Regions from separate parts of the Homo sapiens genome. Here region 1 is linked to region 2. Evidence: read pairs that join two places in POLR2A ChIA-PET (ENCODE). Cell type or tissue: MCF 10A. All regions are shown on one strand.

The links. Peaks named below come from ENCODE experiments on the same cell type or tissue, not always from the same donor. Only the 100,000 strongest peaks of a DNase experiment are listed, where the experiment ranks them.
Region 1: POLR2A ChIA-PET joins it to region 2 with 5 read pairs; 2 of 35 experiments call an interaction of 5 or more read pairs at or near these places.

Annotation. Positions count from the first base shown.
Region 1 is chr7:47,949,415-47,951,914 of GRCh38, forward strand. It overlaps a transcript of PKD1L1 not described here. Among named protein-coding and RNA genes, the nearest start is that of PKD1L1, 2.2 kb to the left of the region's middle. RefSeq lists an enhancer at 2,129-2,258. In MCF 10A, no CTCF peak of the experiment used is centred here; a DNase peak (open chromatin) is centred at 1,477.
Region 2 is chr7:47,342,062-47,344,561 of GRCh38, forward strand. The region is part of intron 20 of TNS3 (tensin 3); the gene reads right to left. Among named protein-coding and RNA genes, the nearest start is that of SNORD151, 120 kb to the right of the region's middle. RefSeq lists an enhancer at 2,282-2,500. In MCF 10A, no CTCF peak of the experiment used is centred here; no DNase peak of the experiment used is centred here.

The DNA.
Region 1 (2,500 bases), 610 kb after region 2:
TGGGGAACAGGATACCTTCCACAAGAGCAGAAGAGCATTCCTAAGGAAGGCTGGCAAGGCACACACTAGGCGCACTCTGTCTTACGGCAGAACCTAGGAATGATCTGGTTCCGAACCTCCTGCACCTCTCCTTGTTTGCAACTGGCGGGTCAGACTGAGTTCTCTCCATTACGAAACATTTTCTCTTATATTTTTAAAGCACTTGTTAGTTGTCTTAGTTCTTTATACCAACATTTAAACCTTCAGAGATTTTAGAAAACTTAATGTTTTACTCAGAACACTAGATATTTTTTCTCTCCACTCTGAAGAGAGTGATACCAAGAAGAGTGGGAACGTTTTCAGGCACAAGCTCTTTCTCAGATGGGAACACAGACCCCTTGAACAATGATGAACCAAGCTACGGGTGTCCGGCCTTGGATCCTGTGTTTTCTGGAACTTTGCTGCCAATGAGGTGAGTAACCAGAGCCCTGTGGTGGGTTAAGGGGCCTGCTGTTGACCTAACACACCTGTCTCCTGGGGCCTGCTGCCACCTCTGCTCTTCTCACACTGCCTTGTCAGTGCCTCTGGCTTTGTCCCCACTGTGCTTGTTGTGAGTAAATCTCAGATTTGGGGGAAATGCATACTTTCCAATTTCATTAGCAATACACTTTCAAATGCGCCTGTGACCAAGAAAAGGATAAACTGCAAACTGCAGTTTGTAAACGAACAAAATCCCTTCTTTCTGAAGCCCCTGTGATTTGCTCTGACACCTTCCTGTCAAATCTAAACAGAGTCCACTGGGTAAAGACACCTGTGCAACCCTGCCTGCTGGGCTGGCATCCATACCCACACGCACACCTGGATGCTCTGACCTTGCTGCTGCCTGTTCCTTCCTTGTGGGGCTGGACATCCTGAGAACAGGGCCTACATTTAAAGTTTGTGATGTTTTTGAAGCCAGCAGTGCTAACCAAAGATGCCAGGAAATGAGGAGGAGCAAAGAAAGTGACATAATTGAGGGAAGAAATATGCCTGCACTGCCCTACGTGGGAGGCACTCTCATAGCCACTCTCATAGCCACTCTCAGCTACTGGAGCTTAAGTTACTTACAATTAAATAGAATTAAGAATTAGCTGGAGAAACCCCGTCTCTACTAAAAATACAAAAAAATTAGCCAGGTGTGGTGATGCACGCCTGTAATCCCAGCTATCCAGGAGGCTGAGGCAGGAGAATCGCTTGAACCGGGGAGGCAGAGGTTGTGGTGAGCCAACTTCGTGCCATTGCACTCCAGCCTGGGCAATGAGCGAAACTCTTGTCTCAAAAAAAAAAAAAGAATTAGCTTTAGCTTCTCCATCATTAGCCATATTTCAAGGGCTCAGTAGCCAAGATACAAACTATACAATGTTTCCATCATTGCAGAACACCCTCGGGGCCAGCGCTGGGCTGGGCAGCCTCGCCTTTTTCCGGGCAGTGCGGCCAGCATTGTTTCCTCAGAGCAGCTGCATCCAGACAAGGGAGGGGTTCCCAGTTCATCTACATTCTTGGGCCATACTCCTCCACCTGGGGTTTGCCGAGCACTGCACTGGTACAACAGGGAGCACAACACAGAACCAAACTCACTGCTTCCCTCCCGAGGACGGAGGGGTGTGCTGCTTAAGGTGAGACGTGGATGCAGCCAAGCAAACTGGAAAACGTCGAGTTTTGAAAACTGCTTTAAGTAAAAATATTCTGAATAAAATTAGGTAAATGGCTTCCAAATATGGCCCATTTTAAGAAATCACTATCTAAGCTCCTCATTTAGAAACAAAGACTCGATCAGGATTTTGACTCTCCTTATGACCTTGCTGAAAGGAGGAAAAAACACAAGAAAAATCATTTCTTTGCATGAAATCAATGTGCAAGGACGGAACCCCCTGGCTGGAAGAGATCCTGGGAGGTCTTTCCCTTTGTCTTCATTGTTTTAAACAAAAGCCACCTCCTTAGAATTTGTTTTTAAGCCACATTCTGTATTTCAGATTTAATACTTAGTTTCTAAAACTGCTTCTTAGGTAATAGTTCACTTAGTCAACCCCTGCCTTACTCCACAGACTTAAGGTGTTTAGTATGCACATAGTTCAGAATGAATACCTGAAAGTAGGTAGCACTGCCTGAAGACTTTCAGTAGTCAAAGTAGAAAAGCAAACACAGGTGTTTACACAGTTCACAGTGTAAAAAGGCACAGAGCTGCAGTTTACACAGCACAGGGTTCCTCCTCAGATGGAAACTTCAGCAATTGTTCTCACATGGGTTTTCATACTTGAAGATGTAATAGATGGCATTTAATGATACTAAGTTTCAGATTTGGGGAAATATTACATTTGCAACTCAGGCAAGTGTATACATAAAATATACAAGGAAAAATAACACTAGAATGATGGTTATCATGAGCAACCAACTTCGTTTCTCAGGTTTCAATGCAAGCCCAGGTTCTGATCATTATCATCTCATCTTCTGCCTGCTTCAGTTTCTCACCTCCAAATGGAGC
Region 2 (2,500 bases):
TTGGAGAACATGTTCTGCATGGTTCAGTTACTTTTAGTCCTCTGAAGATTGTTTCCTGGCCCATAGATATTATAAATAAGGCCTACCGGGTCCCTTGGCCCTGAAGTCCATGGCTAGCTGGCCTATTTCTCCCCATCTTTCAGAGCTTTCTTATATTTGTCTTATACTTACTGTCCAAGGTTTTAAGTTGTACTTAGCAGGAGAAATAGAGAAAAGTATGTCTAATTCACCCTCCGGGAAGTGAAGCCTCTCCCTAATGGTATTTTAAAGCAAATACTGTCATTTATATGCACATCAGTATCTAGGCCTAAATGATACGCAGTTAAGCATTACTGCAGATGCCTAAAGCCTACTACTTCAAAACTGCACAGTGGCTGTGAATGGCAGGTACTATAGTCTGCATTTTTAGATAAGGAGGTGGAGGTTCATAGGGGTTACCTAAATGTACAAATTACATGGTTATTCCATGACTGTGAGACTTTCCATGTGCTTTTTAGTTGTGACATTAGGTCACTTCTAGGTTAGACAAGACAAAGTGAAACATCAGCCCTGTATAATCTGCCCATGGCTGTGGAGTCGGCTGATGGAGCTGAAACTCTGACTTTGCCACTTACTAGCTACTCAACTTCTTCGTGTCAATTTCCTTGCCTGTAAAATGGGGGTAACAGTAAGAGTGACCCATAGAATGTGACTGTGAAATGGAAGGAAATCATAAAGATCAGGGGACACATTCTGTATGGGCGAGCTACCTCTGTTATTACTGTGCCCTTGGAGGAGTCTCACAACTCCACTTGACTTTGCAGAGTGGGTGGGGCCTCCTGGCAAGGGCACTGGCTCACCACACTGTCTGATGAAAGCATCCACTAAGTCAGCACTGTGTTATCTCTGTGCTCCTTGTGGGCTAATGTGAAGTTGACCCTCCCTGGGGACTGCTGAAATAAAAATCTAGAAGGCTCACATTAATATTGTTATCATGTCACCTTTTTATATTTAAAGGCAAAGCCCTGACTTCTTCTGTGTGAATATGTACATGCAGATAGTACTCAGGACAAGTTGAAGCCACTGGAATCTAACACATGCTGGTGTGCAGAGCCATCCTCATCCACACATAGTGCAGCGCTCATCCACGCACAGGACATGGAGCTCATCTCCAGGCTGGGACAATCGGGCCAGCATAAGACAGCCAGGCCACTGGGTACCCCACGCTGAGCACCCAGGCTTCCTGCAGCCTCCTAGACCCTTCTGGAGTTTAGACGGGGCTCCACATTCTCTTATGCTCAATACAGTGATCTTAGAGGCCTCCCTCAGGAGCTGTTAATGAGTTTGCAGGCTGTTTCTAGTATTTTATTTCCTCAGGCTTATTACCCACCTTCCACTGTTTGTCATCTACCTATTTCAAACAAACCCGGTTTTGGTGTTGCAGGAGAAGACAGGATTCCAGGCCAGAGGGCTAGATGCCAGCCCAAACCCACTGAACACTTTCAAGCTAGGAGCCAAGTACAGTCACCTCCATGAGGAGGAGGGGTTACATGGGGTGGAAGGGACATCCCTCTTTCTGCATCTATTGAAATGATAAAAAATATAGAACAGATGCATGGCTACCTATGTGTGAGTCCATCATGCTAATGCATATTGGAACATACACACTTCTCATGTAATGCTCACATAATGTAGACATTAAAATGCAGCTTATTTTAAATTTCAGTAGCACTTACTGAGAAATACAGGCAGTATAACTGCTATATGCTACATATGAAGAGAGCAATTTATGGTCCTGAAACCATAAAGGGAATTTTAGGAGAAGGATGTCTTTCTATTACATAGTCCACAGGCTTGGTTTACTATGGAGAAAGAGAGAGAATGGAGCTAGCTGTCATGATCACAACACTCCTGGGTAAGGGGTAGATGAAAATACAAGTTAATGAAAGTCTCAGTCTCAGGTAACGTGCCTAATAACCATTAACAGCAGCCTTCACTAGGGCAAAAAAGCAGCAGCGTAATGAACGAAACTCCCAGAGAAGAGTGATTTTGAAATGTGCACGAGCTTTAGGTTTACATTCTCTCTCCACCTGCCTGAGCTCGGCCTTGTCCTGGACTCTCAGGCAAGTCCTCAAGTCCACCCAGAAGAAGTGCACAGTAACTCGCCCTAAACACCGCCCACTAACACTCTCTCGCCTGAGCCAGCTATGCAGACAGACGGACGCGATCAGGCCATGGACAGAGCCCCTGAGTTCCTGCAGAGATCCAGGGACAGTGATTAGGCACCCACTAATAACAGACAGGAGGGGCCACAAGGTACGTGTGAGAAGGCAGCTGGGGTGGCAGAGCTGGGGCGCCCGTGCGGCACAATCCCCACAGAGAACGTGAAGTGTGGGGTGGGCATTCTCGTTTCTTCAAAAGCACCAATGCTAAGCTGCCCGACAGTCACCACTGATGGTCCCATCAACTGCATATTACAGGAGGGTTCCCCACAGGATGCCAGGCAGCGATGCAAGGCCAG